5 separate regions of the Homo sapiens genome follow, and regions 1, 2, 4 and 5 are each linked to region 3. Evidence: chromatin loops called from intact Hi-C (ENCODE). Cell type or tissue: HCT116. All regions are shown on one strand. Region 1 has its middle 6.9 kb from the start of LINC01839. Region 2 overlaps LOC105374253 (a long non-coding RNA gene). Region 3 overlaps THPO (thrombopoietin). Region 4 overlaps LINC01839 (long intergenic non-protein coding RNA 1839). Region 5 overlaps LINC01839 (long intergenic non-protein coding RNA 1839).

Evidence for each region. Hi-C counts contacts between places; a loop is a spot of excess contacts. Peaks named below come from ENCODE experiments on the same cell type or tissue, not always from the same donor. Only the 100,000 strongest peaks of a DNase experiment are listed, where the experiment ranks them.
Region 1: it touches region 3 in a loop (8-fold over the local background); 30 of 110 quality-filtered maps call a loop at or near these places.
Region 2: a loop joins it to region 3, with 3 times the contacts of the local background. A loop is called at or near these places in 41 of 110 quality-filtered maps.
Region 4: it touches region 3 in a loop (2.8-fold over the local background); 79 of 110 quality-filtered maps call a loop at or near these places.
Region 5: it touches region 3 in a loop (11-fold over the local background); 98 of 110 quality-filtered maps call a loop at or near these places.

Annotation. Positions count from the first base shown.
Region 1 is chr3:184,466,525-184,471,524 of GRCh38, reverse strand. No RefSeq gene overlaps it. Among named protein-coding and RNA genes, the nearest start is that of LINC01839, 6.9 kb to the left of the region's middle. RefSeq lists an enhancer at 4,627-5,000. In HCT116, CTCF peaks have their summits at 2,005 (motif pointing left) and 2,956 (motif pointing right); DNase peaks (open chromatin) are centred at 1,954 and 2,954.
Region 2 is chr3:184,775,235-184,780,234 of GRCh38, reverse strand. LOC105374253 (a long non-coding RNA gene) reads right to left here. Exons shown (of 4, transcript XR_924790.3): 2 at 4,197-4,259; 3 at 716-4,068. Among named protein-coding and RNA genes, the nearest start is that of LINC02069, 4.6 kb to the right of the region's middle. RefSeq lists a silencer at 2,140-2,434. In HCT116, a CTCF peak has its summit at 2,272 (motif pointing right); a DNase peak (open chromatin) is centred at 2,304; H3K27me3 peaks cover 642 bases.
Region 3 is chr3:184,368,889-184,373,888 of GRCh38, reverse strand. THPO (thrombopoietin) reads left to right here. Exons shown (of 6, transcript NM_000460.4): 5 at 307-474; 6 at 711-1,954. The coding sequence ends at 1,376. Among named protein-coding and RNA genes, the nearest start is that of THPO, 6.8 kb to the left of the region's middle. In HCT116, a CTCF peak has its summit at 2,164 (motif pointing left); DNase peaks (open chromatin) are centred at 240 and 2,168; H3K27ac peaks cover 570 bases.
Region 4 is chr3:184,511,054-184,516,053 of GRCh38, reverse strand. The region is part of intron 6 of LINC01839 (long intergenic non-protein coding RNA 1839); the gene reads right to left. Among named protein-coding and RNA genes, the nearest start is that of LINC01839, 38 kb to the right of the region's middle. RefSeq lists enhancers at 1,959-2,253, 1,957-2,457. In HCT116, a CTCF peak has its summit at 2,123 (motif pointing right); a DNase peak (open chromatin) is centred at 2,123; H3K4me3 peaks cover 886 bases.
Region 5 is chr3:184,538,794-184,543,793 of GRCh38, reverse strand. The region is part of intron 6 of LINC01839 (long intergenic non-protein coding RNA 1839); the gene reads right to left. Among named protein-coding and RNA genes, the nearest start is that of LINC01840, 16 kb to the left of the region's middle. In HCT116, a CTCF peak has its summit at 2,501 (motif pointing right); a DNase peak (open chromatin) is centred at 2,523.

The sequences.
Region 1 (5,000 bases), 98 kb before region 3:
CAATACCCCAATACCCCAATCGATGAAATTATTTTTCATTCATTATTCTTTGATGGAAGTCAAATGTTCTTTAGTTCTAGCAAGTTTTCTTGTTTTATATTTGGAAAATTCCTCCCTCCCCTATATGTTTCTGTTCCTAGTTTCTACAATTACTATAGACGTTGGAGTCCTAGGATTGATGATCCTCTATAGATCTTATATTTTCTTTCACATTTTCTGTTTTGTTAGTTTTTTAAACCAGTACCCTGGTGACTTGTATATCTTTCTTTTTCACAAAAGAGTGAATTAACTGACTGTGGGAACATCTGTTTGTTTATCTTTATATCCTCTTCTCTTTATTTCTAAAGTCCTAAAAAGAGTAGACACTCAGAATTCTTTTTTGTTTGTTTGTAATTTTTCGAGATGGAGTCTTGCTGTGTCGTTCAGGCTGGAGTGCAGTGGCGTGATCTCGGCTCACTGCAACCTCCACCTCCTGGGTTCAGGTGATCCTCCTGCCTCAGCCTCCTGAGTAGCTGGAATTACAGGCATCTGCCACCACGACTGGCTAATTTTATTTTATTTTTTTGTATTTTTAGTAGAGATGGGGTTTCACCATGTTGGCCAGGATGGTCTTGAACTCCTGACCTCATGATCTGCCCACCTTGGCCTCCCAAAGTGCTGGAATTGCAGGCATGAGCCACCGCACCCAGCCCAGAATTCTTTTGAAGAAGTTGTATCAGTGTCAGTCTTTCCTTTCATATCTCACCACTTCCTTCCCTCTCATTTTCCATCCCCCTCTTACTCTGTTCTCTTATGCATTCTGGAAACACCGAGAACCTCAGTATGCTAGATAAAGGGGTATCAAATAGACGAAGATCAGTCCTGAGTTCCAGGAGCTCACAGCTGCGAGGAGAGAGACCACGTACAGGGCCATGGCCCTCCCGGGAGCTTCCTCTCCAAACCTACAGCACAGAACCCAGATGCACCTACCTACACGAGAGTTTCATGCCCTCTATTCTTAAATCTGAATTAAAGATAAGTTTTATTTTATTTTATTTTGTTTTTGAGATGGAATTTTGCTCCTGTTGCCCAGGCTGGAGTACAATGGCACGATCTCAACTCACCACAACCTCCACCTCCCAGGTTCAAGTGATTCTCCTGCCTCAACCTCCCAAGTAGCTGGGATTACAGGTACGCACCACCACGCCTGGCTAATTTTGTATTTTTAGTAGAGACGGGGTTTCTCCATGTTGATAAGGCTGGTCTCGAACTCCCAACCTCAGTTGATCTGCCCGCCTCAGCCTCCCAAAGTGCTGGGATAACAGGTGTGAGCTACCATGCCTGGGCTTATATGTTTCTAGTCCAAACATTTAGCTACCTTTTTTTTTTTTTGAGACGAAGTCTCACTCTGTTGCCCAAGCTGGAGCACAGTGGCACAATCGTGGCTCGCTGCAGCCTCAACCTCCTCAGGCTCAGGTGATTCTCCCACCTCGGCCTCCCTAGTAGCTGGGACTACAGGTACGCACCACTACACCCTGCTAATTTTTTTGTTTTTGTATTTTTTGTAGAGATGGGGTTTCTTCATGTTACCCAGGCTGGTCTTGAACTCCTGGGCTCAAGCAATCTGCCTACTTCAGCCTCCCAAAGTGCTAGGATTACAAGCATAAGCCACCATACCCGGCCTACCTACTTTTAACTTGTGGAATTTTCTATAAGGTCAGGGATGCCTGGGGGAACAAAAGTTTCCTCCTTGGTATAATGCAGGTAGAATCCACATGCTGCCTCCAGCTGCTGTACTTTCCTTTCCCTGCGAGTTATTCTTTGCAAGGGGAGGCCACAGGATGCAGACAAGGCCTCATCAGCGACCACTCCTCCCTCAGATCAGAGGTGGCCCTGAGGGTAACAGCGGGGAGCCACACTGGTGCAGAGAATGCCAAGGAAGGGAACTGGGAGGGTGAGGCACCTCTGCAAACAGTTCCCAAGGGAGCGCCTCCACCTGGTGGCCACGACAGGAAGCAGCGGTTCCCTTTGCCAAGGACATGGCCAACAAGGAGTTAAGGTTTTATACACACAGACCAGCGGACCCCGGACCCTCTGCATGTCAGAACCTGGATAATGTAGCTTAAGCTTCAGGATCCCTCCCTTACACAAGTCCCTTCTAAAGCCAGGGAGCAGTCGTAGCAAAATGCTCATTATGGACATATATTTTGTGCAAAATTTGCAAAACTAAGATTTTTCATATCATCTTTCCTAAAGAGGGTCCCACAAATTATATCCGCTTTAGACGCCAAAAAGTCTATCTTTGACCCTGATTGTCACATAGGGGCCACTTGGTCCAGAGCTCTCTGAATAGGTTTTCTTTCTTTCTTTCTTTCTTTTTTTTTTTGAGACAGAGTCTCGCTCTGTCTCCCAGGCTGGAGTGCAGTGGTGTGATCTCAGCTCTCGGCTCACTACAACCTCTGCCTCCTGGGTTCAGGCGATTCTCTTGTCTCAGCCTCCCAAGTAGCTGGGATTACAGGTGCCTGCCAACACGCCCAGCTAATTTTTGTATTTTTAGTAGAGATGGGGTTTCACAATGTTGGCCAGGCTGGTCTTGAACTCCTGACCTCGGGTGATCCACCTGCCTCGGCCTCCCAAAGTGCTGGGATTACAGGCGTGAGCCACCGCACCCAGCCCTGAATAGGTTCTTTAACCCAAATTCCAGTGCTCACTCCCCGCTCCGTCCCCGGGAGGCTACACAGAGGACCCTGGGAGAGCAGCGTGCACCAGGGTCAGAGACACAGGTTCACAGTTCAGAGAGATGTAGGTCTACGTCCCACCTCTGTCACTCACTAGCTGTGTGTTCCTGGTCTCTCTGTGCCTCTCTTTCTTCACCTGTAAAATGGGGATAATAATTGTGCATACTCCGGGCTGCTGTGAGAATACAATCAGACACACATGGTAAGTGCTCTGTTTGGTGGCTGACCTGTAGGAGGCGCTCCAGGAATGGCGGCTACGGGAAAGGTTCATAAATAGATACCCTAAACTGGGAATACCTATTCCTAACTTAAATTCAGCTCTATATATTAAGCATATACAAAATTGGCAGTATTTCACTGTTTTTTCAACTTATAAAAATAGCGGTTTCACATGATTTCCCCTAATAGAACAAGTGACAAAAATTACTGGGCATGGTGGCTCCTGCTGTAATCCCAACACTTCAAGAGGCTGAGGTGGGAGGATTGTTTGATGCCAGGGGTTCGAGACCAGCCTGGGCAACATAATGAGACCCCCCCCGACTCCACACACACACAAAATCAACGGCCAAGTAGGATGCAGGTCACTGGGAGTGAGCCTCACTCCTCTTGCTGGGAAAGGGTGTCTATGCTTTGCCTGCGGAGGCTGCGGAGGCTGAGGAAGGTTGTTTAGTCTTCTCCCTGGAGCCCCCTCTGTAACCATAAAGGCCACTGATAAAAGGGCCCATCCCTGCCCTCCCTACTTTCAGTCTTTTTTTTTTTTTTTTTTTGAGAAGGAGTTTCACGCTTGTTCTCCAGGCTGGAGTGCAATGGGGTGATCTCAGCTCACTGCAACCTCTGCCCCCCGGGTTCAAGTGATTCTACTGTCTCAGCCTCCTGAGTAGCTGGGATTACAGGCACGTGCCACCGTGCCTAGCTAATTTTCATATTTTTCATAGAGATGGGGTTTCATCATGTTGGCCAGGCTGGTCTCGAACTCCTGACCTCAGGTGATCCACCCGCCTTGACCTCCCAAAGTGCTGGGATTACAGGCATCAGCCACTGCGCCCAGTCCCCTACTTTCAGTCTTAATGGAAGAGTGACCCAGGAAGGGCTCTTCGGCCCCCAACACTCCTTGAAACACTGCCCCTTGCTGTTGGTCTCTGGGGGCACCAGCTGCTCTCCGAGTGCAGCTCCTGTTTTGGAGGTGCTGGGCTCTGTGACCACTTGCTGTCTCAGTCCCTGGAACCTAGTCTAGAAGTCTCTCTTTCTTCATCTGACCCTTAGGGAAGCAGGGGAGGATGTGGTGTGGAGACAACCAGGCCCACATGGAGTCCACACGGCAGAGTCCACACCTGACAGCCAAAGTCCTCCAGCCAAAAAGCTGTCCCTGAGAATCACAAACTCACAAGAAAACCCTCTGGCTGCTGGGGCCTGGGCGTCTCCTGTTTATTTCCCACCCAGTGGCCCGCAGGTCCCATACTCTAGAGAACGTACTCGGAATTCTGGTCCCATACTCTAGAGAACATACTCACACCCAGCTGAGCTGGGCGTTCAGCTGGTCAGTAGGTCAGACCACAAACATGTAGGAAACACGTGCTGTTAAGACAGGTGTCTGGCTGGGTGCGGTAGCTCACGCCTGTAATCCCAGCACTTTGGGAAGCTGAGGCAGGTGGATCACAAGGTCAGGAGTTCAAGACCAATCTGACCAACATGGTGAAACCCCGTCTCTACTAAAAATACAAAAAGTAGCCGGGCATGGTGGTGCGTGCCTGTAATCCTAGCTACTCAGGAAGCTGAGGCAGGAGAATCGCTTGAAACCGGGAGGTGGAGGTTGCAGTGAGCCGAGATCACGCCCCTGCACTCTAGCCTGGGAGACAGAGCGAGACTCAGTCTCAAAAAAAAAAAAAGACAGGTGTCCTCCGAGATCAGAGAGGACTGTGCCATGCAGACTGTGTCAGCGGAGTTCTCTGAGAAGCAGAGGCTGAGACAGAGTCAGGAATACCCACGCCTCATTGGTAAGCAACGCCTCTGAGAGGAAAGGGAAGGAAAGGTGGGTGGGGCAGGGAGCTGCCAGACCACAGTGCAGATGTGACAAAGCTTGGCCGGCCCCAGGGGAGCCCTGGAACAAAGGTGTCCAAGACTTTCTGTTAGAAGAGTCGTTCACAGGGCAGAAGCAGCCAGGCCCTTATCATCAAGCTCAGTCTCTGGCTGGGGCCACCCCTCGAAGAGCATGATCTCAGCTCAAAAGCTGCAGCTGACCTTGAACACCAGCCCAGACGCTGAGGCTGTCAACTCATCACACTC
Region 2 (5,000 bases), 410 kb before region 3:
GCATGGCAGAGAACGTGTGTCCTGGGAGAGGGCAGGGCTGGCAGGAAAATCAGACACCACCGCAGGGCGATCCGCTTACATAAAATACCTGCACTAACTCCCTTTGATGTTTGCCTTCCCAAATATTTGACTCTTTCATAGAAGGCTCCACATGATGTCCAGAAATTAGCAAAGTCAAAAGATGCTCTTGCGAAAACACCACATGGCATCAGAGGCCTGGGTTGGAATCTTCGCACTGTTACTAGGTTTGTGACCGTGGGCTTGTTACTTTACCTCTCTCAATTCCATGGCTTTAGAGGACCGCACTGAGGATTCAGCGGGATTAAGTCCGAGCCTCACAGACAGGGTCTCACTCTGTTGCCCAGGCTGGAGTGCTGTGGTGTGATCTCCACTCCCTGCAGACTTGACCTCCTGGGCTCAAGCAATCCTCCCACCTCAGCACCCCACCCACCCACCCCAAGTGGCTGGGACTACAGGCAGGCACCACCATGCCCAGTTAATTTTTTGTACTTTTTTTGTAGAGACAGGTTTCACCATGTTGCCTGGGCTGGTCTCAAACTCCTGGGCTCAAGTGATCTGCCTGCCTTGGACTCCCAAAGAGCTGGGATTGCAGGCGTGAAGCCACCGCACCCAGCCCAGGAGAGTCTTAACATCCTCCCTCACCTAAACTTCCCGTGCACAGTAGCCCACCTGTCTACCCACCACAGCCACTCACATTCAAGCCCACCTCGGTGCTTTGTCGCATCCGGGCTTGCCAGCCCCCGAGCTCCTTCCCCTTAGCCTTTTTCCAGTCCCTTCCCAGAGGCAGCCCCCACTCTTATGAGATGTCTATACATCCTGGGGGAGTCCAGCAGGTGAGCATGCAGCACTGGTTCTGGGAAGCACGGACACTAAAGCTGCCCTGTCAAGGGAGGCTGTAGGGAGAAGAGAAAGGGAAAACAGTTTGGAAACAAAGCTGGACTTCTAAGCAAAGAGTGAAAGGGCTTGGGTCTCAGGAGAGCAGCGGGATTGTTGAGGCGTGCTGGGGAAGGAATCAGCAAGGCCCCGTGATGAACTAGCTCCGTGGCACAAAGATGACGGGGTAGCCTACATGGACCCGCACCCGCTTCTGCGGGGAACCCCAGGTCTGCCTCTCCAGGGCTGACGGTGGTGGATGATTTTCCCGAGCGCTGCCCCGGCTGCACTCGACTGCCATTGGCCACTTGACGCCTGCCTGTTTTTAAATAGCTGCATCAGACTTTTCATTCTTCTTTAACGGAGTTCACTGGGACCTTCAGCTTATGTTTGGGAGTGGAGTGGGTGTGGAAAATGAAGCTTTTCCTAGAGTTGCACTCCCCAACCCTGCTCTGGCTCTAGGGATCCTATCTAGCTACAGCCTTTCTGCAATGCTCACCCGGCCCTCCTGAGCTCGGCTGTAATCACATGACTGGCGGTAGTAAAGAGGAAATTACACGTCTGCCTCTCATGCCCACCATTTTCAGGTCTGTGATGAGGCTGTGACATAGCCACTGAACCCAGGACCCTCCAGCTTGCATTTGCGCCGGCTGAGGCTCACCACGCATCACTGTGCTGCTTCCAGAGCTCAACTGTGCTCCACTGTCTGGGAGATGGGAGAGAGCTGCTTATCCATCCAAACCCCCAACTTGCCAACTCTCCTGTGGCAGAGGCAGTCGACCTCCATCTGTAACCCTCGCCTGGTGCACCCGCCTCCCCGTGGGAGTCTGATTCAGTTGGGAGTAGTTTGGGAATTATAGTCATCAAATACCAGACAGTGACATGGAGCAAATCACTTACCTCCTCCAAGCCTCAGTGTCCTCCTTTGTAAAATGGGGACAATTATACACACTTCATGGCGCTACTGGGAGGATGAACTGGGAAATGCAAGTGCAATCTTTTGGTAAAATGAAAACTCTTAGACAAATGAATGTAATTATTGATTGCTTATGCATACCCCGGGAAGCATGTCAACCCACGCCCCTGGTGGAATCTTCCTTAGGCTCCTTACATAGAAGCTGGACTAACACCCTCTCCCACTCCCCCTCCCTTTTATTTTAGCTTCCATTGTATCCTAAGCTCACCTCTATAATTACACTAATCAGCCTGTATTGTAACTGTTGCTTTGCATATCAGTCTTCTACAGTGGACTGACCTCTTCTTGGGGGTAGGGGATGTTCATTCATTCAACAAGAGTAAATATTTCTTCCCTGGCTCACAGCAGGGGCTCAATACATCTTTGATAAATGAATGGACTGTGATACTGGGGTGAGATGTCAGATATGGCCACCAGGTGGCAATCAAGTCCTTCTTAAGCAAGTCGACTTGAGTCATTGCAGAGGCCCGTCTCAGAGCAAGAGAGGGCTCTGCAAGAATTTCTCGCTGGTGGGTGAAGGCCAGGGCCTGGGTGCTGGGCCTCAAGTTCTCTTTGTGTCTGGCACCAGCTCTGTGCAGACAGGACCATCCACCATGGTGTCCTGAGTCCTACATCTGCCTGGAGCCTGAATGCCCAAGATGACCCTGGAGGAGAGACCCAGGTTATATCTGGGGGAGCCCTGGCAAGCTCAGCTGATGGGATCCGAGGGCCAGTGTACACGTTCTGTGCACGTATGCGTGTGAGTCCATGAGTGGGCATGTTTATTAGCACCCTTGGATCCCTCCGTGGAGACGTGGCCATTTGCCTACCCTTGTAAGCAGCAGGGTGGAAAAGTAGAAAAGTGCAGAGAACACTGAGGCCCGGGCTGCAGGACCAGCCCATCGCTGACCCACTGTGTGCCCTAGGCAAGGAGCTTTCCCTCCCTGGGCCTGTTTCCTCATCTGTGAAATGAGGGCAGTGGGTTACACGGCTAAGGGCCTTTCAAGCGCTGACATTTCTTCTTTGTGTCTCTGAGGTATGGACTGATTCAAGGGCTCTGGGTCCTCTTCGGGATTCTCAGACTGGATTGGGACCTGAATTCTTAGGGAGACTGGATGCTACCTCTGGCTTCCGACCTGGGCAAAACCCTGCCTCACTTGGGTGGCTACCTGACAGATGCTGCCCTGGGTTCAGAGAGGAAGGCTCTCAAACAGCCATGGGGATGGTCACTTGCCTGTCTGTCTGTGGATGTTTCCCAGGTGGGGCCACCTCACCAGGCCTCTCCTTGTTCTGTGCTTCCCCAAGTCCCTTCCTTTCATTCTCAACCCCCCAAGTCTCTCATCTGGCGGTGTGTGTTGCTATCAGCTGGAAGGTCAGAACCTGTGACAGACCTACTGGTCTAACACACTGGAGGCAAGCACAGCCTGAGGCCTTGGTCTCCTGGGGCCTCTTGGGACCCCCACCCCAACCTACTCCTTTTACCTCCAGGCAGGACAGACAAGACAAATGAGAATCTACCCAAGCACAAGCTGCTGTTGAAATAAAGGGAGAGATGTCTCTTTATAACTTTCCCCTTGAAATAAACCCAGACTTAAGAACAACAGAAACACGCAAAATGTGTTTTTAGTGGAACCCAGATGAAGGGCTGAAAGCCCAGAGGGCTCTCTCCATCTAGGGTTCTCCTCTTTGGAATTCTATCCTTTCCTCCCCACCCCCCTCAGGCACGTCCCCGCCCAACCTCTGGGCTGGGGCTCCTTGGCCTGGAGTAGGCTACCTCCAGCCATCCTGGCATTGCTTCCAGGTAGGCAGAGCACTCCGCCCACCATCACCCTCCAAACACAAGGCTGAGCCTGGCATCTAATGAGATCTGTGGTTTCAGAGATTTGGGGGACAGGAGTGGGGACCAGGACCAACTCAGTGCAAATACCTGGATCTGCTGAAATACAACAAAGAGAGAGTGAATTAAGACATCTGAAAAAAATACTCTAAGGAATTCTGCTCACCCACGTGGCCCACTGCTTCTCATTAAATAGTTGCAGTTCTCCATATTAACATATGCAAATCCAGCCCTGTGCAGGGGCTGGGGAGATACAAAGGCAAGTCCTTACAACCCCTTTCTCGCTCCCCTAAGTTTGGTGGAAGGAGTTCCCTGTGGGGTGAAGAACTCTCACAGGTTCCATTTCGATGCTTGAGAGTTGTAGCCATGGGATGCTCCTTCCCTGCGGGGAAACAGATGAGAGCAGTTTCAGGGAAAAACGAGGAAACTGATCTGTAGAGGCTGCATCTTCTAAGTTGTACGGGTCATTTTTCAACATTCCTGGATGCCCGCCATATGCCAGGAGCTTACCTTGGGTGCTGGATACACAAGAGATAACCAAGACATCGGGACTAGCATCAGATTGCTCATAGTCTAGTGGAGAAGAAGGAGAAGGAGAAGAAAATCAGATATTATAATTAAACAGCTGATGGAAGGTGCTGAGTTTGGTCATGGATGCATTGCCTCTGGGACCTCCAGGTGAAAATCATCGGATGTAGAGGGTCTGATGCTTAAGAGTAATTTTTAGGCAAGAAATGTAGATTTGGGGACAGATGAGCCAAGGTCAGAAGGTGCAGGGAATGAGGGGAGGATAGTATCAAGGAAAGAAGGAGGTGCAAGAACAAAGAAGGATTCAACAGGGTCCAACACCACCAGTAAGGACTAAAATGGGTTTCCCAGCAGCTTCATCAGGACATCACCCCTGCCCTTCGTCAGAGTGGTTTCAGTGGTGTTGTGGGGAAAGAGGCCAGGTGAGGAGGTCAGAGGAGACGGTGAGGGGAGAGGAGGCAGTGGGCAGAGCCAGAGGCAGGAGTAAGTGCCATAGAAGAGATGGGAGGACATGCATGTGCCCGCCTCACAAGGCCACAGCAGAGAGCCTGGGGCAGAGCAAGCCTTCAGCAGAGAGGAGAGGAGTTTTTTTCCTCCTCCCTTCTGCCCCTTCTAGAATAGTCAAAGGCCACCTTGGGTGAGGAAATGGCTAGAGAAAGGCACCCTTCTTCCAGTCATTCAGTAAACATTTATTGAACAGCTACTAGGTGCCAGTCTCAACACCAGGTGCTGAGGATACAGTAGACAGCAAGAGACACGGCCCCGCCTTCCTGTGTGGGAAGGTCT
Region 3 (5,000 bases):
GCAGCACTAGAACCAAGAGGTAAAAGCTGTAACAGGGCAGATTTCAGCAACGTAAGAAAAAAGGAGCTCTTCTCACTGAAACCAAGTGTAAGACCAGGCTGGACTAGAGGACACGGGAGTTTTTGAAGCAGAGGCTGATGACCAGCTGTCGGGAGACTGTGAAGGAATTCCTGCCCTGGGTGGGACCTTGGTCCTGTCCAGTTCTCAGCCTGTATGATTCACTCTGCTGGCTACTCCTAAGGCTCCCCACCCGCTTTTAGTGTGCCCTTTGAGGCAGTGCGCTTCTCTCTTCCATCTCTTTCTCAGGAGGAGACCAAGGCACAGGACATTCTGGGAGCAGTGACCCTTCTGCTGGAGGGAGTGATGGCAGCACGGGGACAACTGGGACCCACTTGCCTCTCATCCCTCCTGGGGCAGCTTTCTGGACAGGTCCGTCTCCTCCTTGGGGCCCTGCAGAGCCTCCTTGGAACCCAGGTAAGTCCCCAGTCAAGGGATCTGTAGAAACTGTTCTTTTCTGACTCAGTCCCCCTAGAAGACCTGAGGGAAGAAGGGCTCTTCCAGGGAGCTCAAGGGCAGAAGAGCTGATCTACTAAGAGTGCTCCCTGCCAGCCACAATGCCTGGGTACTGGCATCCTGTCTTTCCTACTTAGACAAGGGAGGCCTGAGATCTGGCCCTGGTGTTTGGCCTCAGGACCATCCTCTGCCCTCAGCTTCCTCCACAGGGCAGGACCACAGCTCACAAGGATCCCAATGCCATCTTCCTGAGCTTCCAACACCTGCTCCGAGGAAAGGTGCGTTTCCTGATGCTTGTAGGAGGGTCCACCCTCTGCGTCAGGCGGGCCCCACCCACCACAGCTGTCCCCAGCAGAACCTCTCTAGTCCTCACACTGAACGAGCTCCCAAACAGGACTTCTGGATTGTTGGAGACAAACTTCACTGCCTCAGCCAGAACTACTGGCTCTGGGCTTCTGAAGTGGCAGCAGGGATTCAGAGCCAAGATTCCTGGTCTGCTGAACCAAACCTCCAGGTCCCTGGACCAAATCCCCGGATACCTGAACAGGATACACGAACTCTTGAATGGAACTCGTGGACTCTTTCCTGGACCCTCACGCAGGACCCTAGGAGCCCCGGACATTTCCTCAGGAACATCAGACACAGGCTCCCTGCCACCCAACCTCCAGCCTGGATATTCTCCTTCCCCAACCCATCCTCCTACTGGACAGTATACGCTCTTCCCTCTTCCACCCACCTTGCCCACCCCTGTGGTCCAGCTCCACCCCCTGCTTCCTGACCCTTCTGCTCCAACGCCCACCCCTACCAGCCCTCTTCTAAACACATCCTACACCCACTCCCAGAATCTGTCTCAGGAAGGGTAAGGTTCTCAGACACTGCCGACATCAGCATTGTCTCGTGTACAGCTCCCTTCCCTGCAGGGCGCCCCTGGGAGACAACTGGACAAGATTTCCTACTTTCTCCTGAAACCCAAAGCCCTGGTAAAAGGGATACACAGGACTGAAAAGGGAATCATTTTTCACTGTACATTATAAACCTTCAGAAGCTATTTTTTTAAGCTATCAGCAATACTCATCAGAGCAGCTAGCTCTTTGGTCTATTTTCTGCAGAAATTTGCAACTCACTGATTCTCTACATGCTCTTTTTCTGTGATAACTCTGCAAAGGCCTGGGCTGGCCTGGCAGTTGAACAGAGGGAGAGACTAACCTTGAGTCAGAAAACAGAGAAAGGGTAATTTCCTTTGCTTCAAATTCAAGGCCTTCCAACGCCCCCATCCCCTTTACTATCATTCTCAGTGGGACTCTGATCCCATATTCTTAACAGATCTTTACTCTTGAGAAATGAATAAGCTTTCTCTCAGAAATGCTGTCCCTATACACTAGACAAAACTGAGCCTGTATAAGGAATAAATGGGAGCGCCGAAAAGCTCCCTAAAAAGCAAGGGAAAGATGTTCTTCGAGGGTGGCAATAGATCCCCCTCACCCTGCCACCCCAAACAAAAAAGCTAACAGGAAGCCTTGGAGAGCCTCACACCCCAGGTAAGGCTGTGTAGACAGTTCAGTAAAGACAGGACCTGGATGTGACAGCTGAGCAAACAGCTAGAGCTTTGGCAGCTCAGCAGGAGGCTTTGCCAGGCATGGACGCCTGCCTCCCTCCTGTGGAGGTCAGGAGGAAGTGCAGGAAGTGGCATGAGTCAGGCTCCTTGAGCTCACACAGCAGGAGAACAAGTACAAGTCAAGTACAAGTTGAAGGCTCATTTCCCAGTTCCCGCAAATGCATCTAAAAAGCAGCTCTGTGTGACCACCATAAACTCTGCTAGGGGATCTCTAAAAAGGAGTCAGGCTTATGGGGCTTTGCAAATAAGTGCTGCCTTGGTGCTCAGGAAAAGGTTTGTGTTGCACAAAAACACAAATTCCACTGCAAAAATCAACCTGCTACCTCCAGAGGTTCCTGTAGGAAAACTAGTGGAAGCTTCTTCCTCTCCCCGACCCCTGAGGAAGGAAAGGCTACCACGGAGGTAGAGGAGCCAGGAACCCAGAAACCCAAACACTGCCACAAATACCCCAGGGTCACCAAAGGCATTCCAAAGCAGCAGAATGAAAGGCAATGTGCTAGGAACCTCGTGTACTTTACCTTTTGTAACATTCACACAACTCTGTAAGGTAGGTATTATCTTTTCTGTTTTAGAGATGAGGAAACTGAGGCTCAGAGAAGCCAGGTGAGTTATCAGTGGTTACACGCCCTGTGGGCAGGAGAAGAAACACCCTAGTCTGACCTCACTCTAGGGTCCATACTCTCTCCAGTGTGGTACACTGTCCTATATGTCATTTAATGATTCTGTTTACTGGGAAAGACATACAAGTCCTTAAGGAGTAACAGTTAGAGTTTTGAGGCCGGGCGCGGTGGCTCACGCCTGTAATCCCAGCACTTTGGGAGGCCAAGGCAGGCGGATCACAAGGTCAGGAGATCAAGGCCATCCTGGCCAACACGGTGAAACCCTGCCTTTACTAAAAATATGAAAAATTAGCCGAGTGTGGTGGCAAGCGCCTGTAGTCTTGAACCCGGGAGATGGAGGTTGCAGTGAGCCAAGATCGCGCCACTGCACTCCAGCCTGGGCAACAGAGTGAGACTCCATCTCAAAAAAAAAAAAGAGTTCTGAGTAGAAAACCAAAGTTCTTAGTGGAGGTGACCAATTTAGACATCTTCCCATGTCCCTCTCTCCCTTCACGGACAGAATAGTTTTCCTAGAGAAGGAATCAACAAATGCACAAAGCTCAAAAATGTTGTCCAAATCTCAAATGCTGTCAGTTTCTGCATGGAAGAGAAGTAGTTCATTCATACTACAAATTCCAGCATGCAGTCAAGGGAATGTTAAGTGGAAACTAACTTACTGACATATTGAGCTGGGTTAAATTTAATAATCAAATGAAACACTTTATAGCACATGAAAGTGCCAGCACCTAGGACACGATACACCAATAGAACCAGAGAATGATGGGTTCCCAGCACAGACAGATGAGAGACAAGAATGGCAAAACTTTAGGGCCAGGTATGGTGGCTCACACCCAGCACTTTGGGAGGCCGAGGCAGGCGGATCACCTGAGGTCGGGAGTTCGAGACCAGCCTGACCAACATGGAGAAACTCCATCTCTACTAAAAAATACAAAATTAGCTGGGCATGGTGGTGCATCACCTGAGGTTGGGAGTTTGAGACTGGCCTGACCAACATGGAGAAACCTCGTCTCTACTAAAAATACAAAATTAGCTGAGCATGGTGGCACATGCCTGTAATCCCAGCTACTCGGAAGGCTGGGGCAGGAGAATCGCTTGAACCCGGGAGGCAGAAGTTGTGGTGAGCCGAGATCGCGCCATTGCACTCCAGCCTGGACAACAAGAGCGAAACTCCATTTCAAAAAAAAGAAAAAAAGAAATAGAATGTCAAAACTGCAAATGTCACCAGAAACTTCCAGGCATCTGGTATTGGTATGTGACTTACTCCACTTGTGGGCAAATGCGAGTAACTCATGGGCTTCTCCAGTGTGAACTTACCTGCCCTATTACAAATCTAACCCATTCCCAAATCAGTCTGGTTGGTCCCATCCCTTCTTCCCACTAACACAAAAAAACAATTACAACCAGAACACTCCTATCCCTATTCAATGCTCTACCAGTTCTCTTTCTTCTGCTACCCCAAGACCGCCAGGACAGTCTATGATAACCTACACACTATTACTTGTAATTCGTTTGTCTCACTCTCATTTGTCGTTCTCCAACCCCACAAAAAAACCCACCCCATGGAAAGGTTCTAGGATTTCATAAAAATTCATCCCAACTCCCTCCCCCTACTCTACCCATAGTAAGGTAAAAGAAACACCTCTTCCTCCTCCCTGCTGAGGCCATTCATTTTCAACCCATTTCCCTAAATACTATTTCTAACACCTCACATGAAGATCCGAAAATGATGGGGAAGGAAATACCCCAGGTATCCCAGCAGGGGACCAGCTCCCAGGCAAAACCAGATCAAACAGACAACTGTTTAATGCACAGAGAATCTTTTTGGATTGTTACCCTAAACTTCCTAGGGGAAAACAGAACCCCATATGCTTTCCTAGAGACCTCTAATGCCAAGCTGAAGAGCCAGCTCACATGCTGGAGCCCTTATCATAGCCATTTCCTTAATGTTTTTTCTTCCCCTACTCATAAGTTAGTGACTGTAGTCAGGCCGCTACATGGTCCTGGCACTGGCCCTGGCTCTGGCCTGCCAACTTCATTGGTATTGCTGCCCTGTCCACTTCCACTTACCCTCCCTCCCAGGTCACCACTGGAATGTAGAGCAGAGAGCCAGCTCCTCCAGCTGCTTCCAGAACCACCAAGTCCTCTCGTCCTACTCTCTTCATAGTCATCTCCCATGCCTGTAGCTAAAAGCCTCTACCCAAAGCTTCCATAAAAATAATGAACATTTCTAGACTATGCAAGTGACTCATTCA
Region 4 (5,000 bases), 140 kb before region 3:
AGGAATTGTTGAATTCCTAGAAAAACATAAACTGATATCAAAAGAGATTGAAAATTTAAATAGGTCAGTTACCCAGGAAGAAATTGGAAAAGTAAAAGTAATGTAGGAATAGAAAGACATTTCTTAAATATGATGAAAAATATTTACCAGAAGTCAATAGCAAATATCTTTCTTACTAAAACCATGAAACCCTCAAGCTATTTCCATTAAATTAGGAAAGTACAAAGAAGGGATGCTTACCATGATCATTATTATTCAACATGTTTTAAAGGCTCAATTGCATTATTGGGGAAAAAAGAAAGTATAAGAACGAATTCTAACAGCAGAAAAAGTTATATTTACCTGCAGATACTATGATTATACATGGAGAAGAACCCAAAAGACTGCAGTAAACATTCTACTAGAGAAGACATAAATAAGCAAATAAATAAACAAGATATTCACAGACTGTAAAAAGTACTCTGCAGGAAATAAACAGAGCAGTGATGAAGAGTAGCTAGGCAAAGGGCCTCACTCCAGACACAGTGGCCAGGAAAGGATTTCCTCCAGGGGAGATCCTGAAGCTAGGACCCAGGCAAGGAGAGGAAGAGCTCCAAGAACGGCATTCCAGCCAGAGGGAACAGTGTGTGCCAGGGTGGGTTTGAAGAACAGCAAGAAGGCCACTGGGACAGCAGCTAGAAGGGAAGAGGGTGTTGTGAGAGAAAGTGGGGTGGTGTGGGGGCTGTAGGCCAGAGTAAAAAGGTTGAACTTGACTCTAAATGCCATAAGAAGACATTGAAGGACTTTAGCCAGATTTATGCTTTTTTTTTTTTTTTTTTTTTTTTTTTTTGAGATGGAGTCTGGCTCTGTCGCCGAGGCTGGAGTGCAGTGGCAGGATCTTGGCTTACTGCAACCTCTACCTCCCAGGTTCAAGCGGTTCTCCTGCCTCAGCCTCCCGAGTAGCTGCGATTACAGGTGCCTGCCACCACACTTACCTAATTTTTTGTATTTTTTGGTGGAGATGGGGTTTCACCGTGTTCGCCAGGATAGTCTCGAACCCTTGACCTCCGGTGATCCACCCACCTTGGCCTCCCAAAGTGCTAGGATTACAGGCGTGAGCCACCACGCCCAGCTTCTTATTTATGTTTTTGAAAGAATATTATATGTGCTTTGTAGGGAGGAAGGCAAGGGGGGCTAAGGACGCCAATTAGAAAGCTATAGCTATGGGACAGGTGGGAAGTCACTGTGGTGTGCCTTAGGAAGTGGCACCGGGGCGAAGAAGACACACGGGTGGAAGTGAGCTGTATTTTAGAGTTAGGCCCCCAACTGGAGGGATGTACAGATGTTAGCCCTTTCCTGGTATATCCTCACTGACCTCTTTATTTTGAAACTCTAAATGTCACTTTGTTACAGCTATGTATCTTAGAAGCTAGGTAGATAGGCCGTTTTAGGCTTTTTACTTTTTTTTTTTTAATAGGGGAGTTTAATCCGTCTGCAGTAATTTTGCTCTGTTCTGTGGTTTCTCCTTTTGTCCTTCCTTTCTATTTTTAGTTACCATGGCTTCCCTGCCCCTTCCTCTTTTGCTTCCCCTTGCCTTGGTCTTTTGTTCCTGATTCCTGAAGGACTGTTGGAGTTTTCCCGGTCTCGTCTTTCTTAACGCTCTAAGGGTTTGGAAGTTTAACGTCCTATCTCTACTCCGGGTCTAGTGACCGTTCAGGGTCTTAAGACATTTTCAGTGCTAGCCCGTGCGTCTTTGTTTCCCCATCTTTCTTTAGTTCCCTTGTAAGCCTTTGTGATCACTTCAAATCCTTTTTAGAAATAGCTTCCAGATGAAGAAGTGAAGCTGCCTGGCGCATAGATGTGTTCAAGTCTCCCTTCTTTTCGCTCAAGGAGAGTGAAGAGTGGATGGTGCCAATTCTAGCTGGGAGGAGTGAAGGACGGGGAGGGGGACGATGAGGCAGGAGGAGACCACGCCGCCCTCCTGGGAGGGGGCTGACTCGACCCAGCTGGTTCGGGTGTGCACCATCCTCACTCTCTCCGCCCTTCCAGGGCTGCACTGCGCCCCGCTCTCGGCAAGACACGGGTGACGCTCCGGAGATTTAATTCCCCTGCTCAGGTCAGTGTAGGGCCTCAGGGAAGTTCAAAGCTCGCCCACTAGAGGGCATTGGCGCGTTTCCCAGAAGACACGGCCCCGGGAGCTTTCGGGCTCTCCAGCAGCCCAGGGGGACTCCGGCGTCCGCGTAGACTGGTTCTGCGCAGGGGGCTGGGGCTGCTGGCGAAGGAGGTCGGGCGCTGCAGAGGAGCTCATAGACCCTACAGCGCAGTCAGGGTCGGGGAGGCCGCTGATTCTCCCGCTTCAGGGCGTTCAACTGCAGGACGAAGCGTCCCCAACGCGCACACCCGACTCTGGAGACCCGAGTGTGTGCGGGAGGCCAGCCCCGCCGAAGCGCCGTCCAGGATCTGCCGAAGCGCCGTCCGGGATCTGCCGAAGCGCCATCCAGGATCTGCCGAAGCGCCATCCAGGATCTGCCGAAGCGCCGCCCGGGATCTGCCGCCGCACGCAAGAGCCCAACCATAGAGGACAGCGGGGGCACCTAGTACCCGTGGAGATCCCAAACTCCTCTCACCCCAGCCCCAAAGCACTTCTCCCAATGCTGCTGCCGTGCCTGAATCCCGCCCACGCGTGAGAATCACCCCATTATTACAGAAGACCCCTGTCAAATGCACACGCGTTAACCACGTGTTACCCAAGGACGACTCAGTCATCCTTTAGGACTCGGTGATACATTAGCACAGATGAACCTGGCACTGAGGTGGGATGAGGTGGGGAGATCTTTTGGCCGCAGGTCATTTAGGATATTGTTATTACTGCAAAGACCACAGAACAGCCATGGTTTAGTCACTTATTCCTTGCCAGGAGCTTCGTCTCATTGTCTCTTTTAATAAACAATATTTTGAGATCACTTTGTTATAGTGATGTCTGCTGGTTTCCCCACTGTAAAATGACTAGTTTTCCCTTTGTAATTAATAAATATTTGGGGGGAGATGCTTTGAGACTGTGACGTATTCTGTTTCTTCTCAAACTCTTCCCCTCTCCTCTCCGCCCCACGTTTCTTGATCTCCTCTCTCTGCCTCTGGAGCACCGCTACATGCTGCCATTGATGGTTTGGGCACTTGGCTCGCCTCACCTTGGCTACTTTCCTCTCCCTCTCCCCTGGTCGGCCCTTCCTTGGTAGCTCCTCTGTTGAATTCCCACATCCTTCGAACTCTGCAGGTAGAATCCCTTACATTTTCCTGGGAATGACCTAGCCTCCAGCCTGAATTACTTCAACTTCCTGTATTCTACAATATCTCCAAACATCTTCACTTCCACACTCATCCTCTCTTCCTTGCATCCTATCTCAGACAAAGAGGAGGCCAGCTGGAGCTCTGGAAGCAGCTGGTAGAGTGGAAAGGGCACAGGCTTTGGAGTAAGTCAGACCAGATTTTGATCCCACTGCCACCACTTACTAGCTATATGACCAAGATTTTTTCTCTCTCTCTCTTTAGAACATCAATTAACATAAGGATATTTGAATAGAAATACTCATCGTTAACGATTATAAGAATTAGTATCAATGTGTGACCAATTTCCTGAGAGAGCTCTGACATGTAATGCTCAGTAAAGGATAGCTGTTATTATTTTCATAGTTTCGGTCCCTGTGCCCTCTAAAAACTTCTTCATGCTTCATGAATTACTCCTCCTCTCTCCTGTGGCTTCAGCCTCTCCCTCTCAATTGGTTTATTCTCTCAGCTTTTCAACATAATCAAATCTCTCCTATCTTCAAAAACAAGCAAACAACAAAACCAAAAACTCTTCTGCAAAGAAACCCACCGGCTCCCTCAAGTGCTTTCTTCCCTTGTCATGAAAAGGGAACTTCCACAGGAGACATTTATGCTTTAACAAATGCCTGGTTCCTGAAGCTTCCTAGTTCTTGTAGGAATCTCTCCTTTGGTTTCCTGAATCAGTGGATTGTGTTATTTCATCAATTTTGGAAAATTCTCAGCCATTATCTCTTCAAATATTGCCTCTGCTCCATTCTCTCTCTCCTCTCTTCTAGAACTCCAATTAAACGTATATTGGATTATCTCCCTGTGTCTTCTATTTTATTTATCTTCTTATCTGTATTTTCCATCTTTATGCCTCTCTGGACTTCATTCTGGATAGTTTCTTCTGACTTATCTTCCTTTCCACCAATTATTAGCTCTTAACTCTTCTATAGAGTTCTTTATTGAGTTATCATACTTTTCAGTTCTATAATATCAAATGGTTCTTTTTAAAATCTTCACCGTTGCTTTCAAAATTTTTATATCCTTACATAAAATTTTAAATTCAATTTTTATCTCCATGAACACAGTAAGCACGGTTTCATTACAGGTTGTATCGAGTTATTCTAATATCTGGGATCCGGTGGGTCTATTTCTATGGTCCACAGTTTCTGTTGATTCTGACTTGTGGTGTTTTGTCTCATGTAGCTCTTGTGCCTCTGTGCTTTCTGGACAATTTATTTGAAATGGCTCTTTTGAGAGTTAATTTGAAATCTAGGATCCTCTTCCAAAGAGGATTTTTTTTTTCCTTTTTTCCAACACCTGAGGGAACTAGCAGTCCGGGAATAAGGCTTGAGGCTGTTCTGTATGTCCACAGGGCCAGTACCCACCCCCTTTTCCAGATGCAGCCCTTTGGGGCCACTACTCAGAGCACATAGTGGGCTCATACTAAGTTTCCTTCTTTACTAACAGTAGACACCAACTGTTCCTCCAGCTCTAGGGAGCCCCCCAAAAGTACTGTTCACCCTGCTCACCTCACATGGTTCTGAGGATTGGCAGACAGCCCAGGGTAAACATATCAGTGGGGTACAAGTGACTTGCACATCTCCAGGACACTATGTAATGCAATATGACCCCTCACACTCACCCAAGGACCTTGGCATGTCAGCTGCCTTCTCCCAGGAAGTGAACACATCCCAAGTAACCAGTTTAGG
Region 5 (5,000 bases), 170 kb before region 3:
ACAAGCCACATACACACACCCTGCAGCCCTGGGCACCTGTGAGGGGCCAGCTGTGGGCAGACCCTGGGCCACAGAGGAGGTAGGGTAGAGACTCTGAGGAGAATGTGGAGCAGAGCATCGGTGAGTTTATAGCTTGAGAAAACAACCCCCATGGCCCCCAGACAATCCACACATCATTAGAGTTGCTGTAAAATAGCCCTATTAAAACGCACACATGTTAACCACATGCTACCCAAGGGTTATATGAACTCATCGATACCCACTCGCACATTAGCACAGATTTGCTGGGCGCTGAGGTTGGGGTGGGGAATCTTTTGCCAGAGGGTCACAGGGGAGGAGAATGCTAGCCAGCGTTTAAGGAGTGCTGATTGGGTGCAGACACTGTGCTGGTGGGGAGGGGTGCTTTCCTTCTCTTAATGCTCACAGACCACTGTGCTGTGGGCTAAAATATTATCCCCATTTGGGGCTGGGCATGGTGGCTCATGCCTGTAATACCAGCACTTTGGGAGGCCAAGGTGGGCAGATCACGAGGTCAGGAGTTCAAGACCAGCCTGACCAACGTGGTGAAACCCCGTTTCTACCAAAAATACAAAAATTAGCCAGGTGTGGTGGTGCGCGCCTGTAATTGCAGTTTCTTGGGAGGCTGAGGCAGGAGAATCGCTTGAACCTGGGAGGCGGAGGTTACAGTGAGCTGAGATCACATCACTACACTCCAGCCTGGGTGACAGAGTGAGACTCCATCTCCAAAAAAAAAAAAAAAAAAAAAAAAATTATCCCCATTTTACAGAGGAGGACACCAAGGCTCAGAGAAGTGAAGTGGCTTGCCCAGGATCACATAGCTAGTAGGTGGAGGAGCTGGGATTCTAACTCTGCCCCGAAGGAACTCACAGTTAGTTGGGGCAATGTATACAGAAAAAGACCCTAAACGACACAAGAGCATCTAACAAAGAGCAACTTCATTTTCTTTCTTCCTCCCCTTTCTTTCTCTTCTCCCTTTCTTTCCCTCCCTCCCTCCTTCCCTTCCTTCCTTCCTTCTTTCCTTCCTTCCTTCCCTTCTCTCTCTCCCCTCTCTGTCTCTCTCTCTCCCCCCTCCCCCCTTCTCCCATCTGTTTCTCTCTCTTTCTACCTCTCTCTCTCTCCCCTTGCCCTGTCTGTCTGTCTCTCTCGTCTGTCTCTCTCTCTCTCCCCGCCCCCCCCCCCCCCACCTCTGTCTCTCTCCCTCTCTCTCTCTTTCTCTCCTTCCAGGACTTAACATGCCCCATTTGCATTCACAAGAGCTTCCCCTGAGAAGGAAGTGGCAGCCCCTGCTCAGGCTGCCCTACCCTAATGACTCCAGGTAGCCTTGTGTCATCTACAGATGCAGCCTGTCGCCTGAAACCTCTGGCCCAGCAGATATTATGGTGCTGAAAGATCAATGGCGGGGAAAGACGCCTGTGGCGATTGTGCAGGCTCGGGTGGGAGACTCACAGCGAGCCCTCTGAGATCTCTAGCAAGGCCATGCCAGCTGCAGCGAGGACTACATGCCAAAAAATAAATTAAATAAAATAAGAAACTGCCACGGAGGACCAAGTGACTGTGCAACCAGAACTGCCCATTGTGAGCTGGGTCTCGTCGGTCCCATTGTGAGCTGGGTCTCGTCGTCCTCCCAAGCTGTAAGGCCAAGCAGGCTCAGCAGCAGCCCGTTGTAAGATGGAGGTGCGTCCTCCAGGATTGAAGTGAGTGGACAGCAAGCCGCAGGGCCCCCACCCCAGCTCATGCCCATGATTCTATGGGTTCCTGTCCAACCAGCCAAAGCGGGGAGGAAAAGCCTGAACTTGGGGTACAGATGGGTCAGCTCCACATGTATGTGCAAACTAAAAATGATGGCAGCCTCACTCAGGGGTGGATTGGAAAAAATTATTGGAAATCATTTTGGAATTTTCCAATAGTTTTGGAATTATTTTGGAATAATTTTCCAATAATTTTGGAAACTATTTCTCCAAAATTATTGGAGAAAATCCTCCAATAAATAGGCGGAGTTTCAGATGGTGCAGCTAATCATCCCCTTTGTGTGGAAAGAGAAGGGTCCCAAAGTTAAGATATGTACAACTCATGGGTAGTGGCTGATGGCTCAGCTGAGTGGTTGGAGGCTGGGACCTGAAGGAAAAAGGCTGGAAGATGAGGAGCAGCAGGTCTGGGCTGGAGGATGTGTCTGGACATTTGGGAGTGGGCCCAAGTGTGAAGGTCTTTGTAGCGCATGTTCACAGCTGCCAGAGAGCATCCACTGCGGACAGGCACTGAACAACCAACTAGACAAAATGACCTGGTCAACCTCCATCAGCCTTCCTTTGCCATTGGACAGCCCATTGCCGGCATGATGGGCACAGTGGCCACGGTGCAGAGATGGAGGCTACTCGAGACCCAGCAGCTTGATTCCTCCTCACCAAGCCCCATCTAGGTGGATCTAGATACTTCCCTTAAATTCCAACCTGCTCGGATGCCAGTGAAGACAGGGCGCCTTGTAAGAGTCACCAGCAGGGGGCGGTGGCAGAACAGGTACAACCTTTGGCAGCAAAGGACTCACCTGTGGAGAAACTCCAGCGGAGGGAGGACGCATGTTTCCCTTTTCCTTGTTACAGAGTAGAGCCATGGAAACTTCAGGAACTGGGGAGAATCCCAGTTCTACCCAGGGTGGGCCAAGTAAAGAAGGCTCTTGATACGTTCAAGAGTAGGTTAAAAAGCTTGACTAATGCTGAACTGAGGGGCTAGAGGAAAAGGTGATTTCTATTTTCTTTTTTATTTAAAAACCCATTATATTGTATTAGAGTTTTAAGGTCTTTCTTTCTTTCTCTTTCTTCTTTCTTTCTTTCTTTCTCTCTCTCTTTCTCTTTCTTTCTTCTTTCTTTCTTTCTTTTTCTTTCTTTCCTTTTAGACGGAGTTTTGCTCTTTTTGCCCAGGCTGGAGTGCAATGGCGCAATCTCGGCTCACTGCAACCTCTACCTCCCTGGTTCAAGCAATTCTCCTGCCTCAGCCTCCCAAGTAGCTGAGATTACCGGCGCCTGCCACCATGCCCAGCTAATTTTGTAGTTTTAGTGAGACAGGGTTTCACCATGTTGGCCAGGCTGGTCTCGAACTCCTGACCTCAGGTGATCCACCTGCCTCGGCCTCCCAAAGTGCTGGGATTACAGGTGTGAGTCACCGCGCCTGGCCAGGGTTTCAAGGTTTTCAAAGCACCCTCAGGTAGTTTTTTTGTTTTTTTGTTTTTTTTTTTTTTTTGTAGTGAAGCTGCAAAACAATCTTGAGAAGTGGATATTATCATCCTCAAGAAAATACAGGCTCAGACACGTTAGCCAACTTGTTTCAGGTCACAGCTGGACAGAGAGGCTGGACCTGAACCCGGGCCCTTCCAAGTCAAATGACTTGGATTCAGACTCAATTTTGCCACCGCTGGATTTTTGGTCCTAAGAGAGAGCCTCGGCTTTCTCTGGACCTTGGTTTCCCTCCCACTGAGGGAGAACAGCAACCTTAGTCATCAGTCCTTAAGCTTTGGCCTTACCACACCTGTGCAACCGGTGGGGGCGCTGGAGCCTGCTGGTACCAGGCTGCCCCAGAGCCCCTTGTTGAACGTTCACAGCACCCCACTGCGTGCAGGCCAAGGTGGAAAATGGTTGACATACTTTTGAACCAAGAAATAGATGTATCGTGTACAAAATTTAAAAAAACAAATGTCCCTCCCTGTCTTGCCCGTGGTAAGCCTTTCCCCTCCCAGGAGGCCACTGCTGTTACCAGTTGTCTTGTGTGATCCGTGTTCATATCAAACAGCGAGCTCTGCTGGGCCAGGCGGTTCCCCTGCGGCCACAGGCGTCCCAGGATGTGCCAGGTTCAGGTTCAGCTGCCATGAAGCACTTCTCTATGGTAGGCTCTTACACCGATATTGCCACTATTTTTTTTTTTCTCTTTTGAGACAGAGATTCGCTCTTGTTGCCCAGGCTGGAGTGCAATGGCACAATCTTGGCTCACCGCAAACTCCGCCTCCCAGGTTCGAGCGATTCTCCTGCCTCAGCCTCCTGAGTAGCTGGGATTACAGGCATGCGCCACCACACCCAGCTAATTTTGTATTTTTAGTAGAGACGGGGTTTCTCCATGTTGGTCAGGCTGGTTTCGAACTCCCGACCTCAGGTGATCCACCCACCTCGGCCTCCCAAAGTGCCGGGATTACAGGCGTGAGCCACCTCGCCTGGCCCTGCCTCTTTTAATTCTAAACAAAAACACAAAACCTGTAAGGTAGCATTAAGACTCCTAGTTTGGCTAAAGTCACCCAATAAGACAATGATTCCACCTGGGCCCAGCTCTAGGTCCTGTAACGCCTTTGCCTGAACCACTGCTCCAAAGCCACCTGCAAAATCAGCCTATGCATGCCCCCACATCTCCCACCCACAAGCAGCAGCGGCACTGCTGGAGCCACCACAGCTCTTGAGTTTGCCAGTTGTTAGTTCTCGTTATGTGCTGCGTGTGTGCATGTGCTGTGTGTGTGTGTGAGCCAGCGTGCACCTGCACGTCTTTCTATGGAGACTGTGAGCTCCCTGAGGGAGGCAGCCTGTGATGCCTGCTGCCAACCTCCCTGCGCCAAGAGCTAAGGTGCCAATGACTCCTCAGTGACAAGTGGAGGGAGGCTCGTGTGGCTGGAACCAAGGCCCCCTTCCACAGCACCTCCACCTCACGGCACACTCTGGCCCTGTTTTTCCTGGAATCTCCTCCCCTGCCCCAGAGTAGGCTGCCACAATCCAGGTGGGGACACCAGAGAACATGGGGCCCCAAATGTAGGGCGTTATCCTAAAGCCAAGCTCTCATCCAGTGTCTGGCTGTTCTCAGCTCCACCAAGTACACACAGGAGCACTGGAAAGACACCACAGCTCCTTATCCCCGGAGCCTGCCTGCACCTGTGACTGCCTCCCAGTGAGAGCTCAGCCTCCAGTGGTGCCTGAGCTGAAGGACAGTCATCAGGCCAATCAACCGCCCAT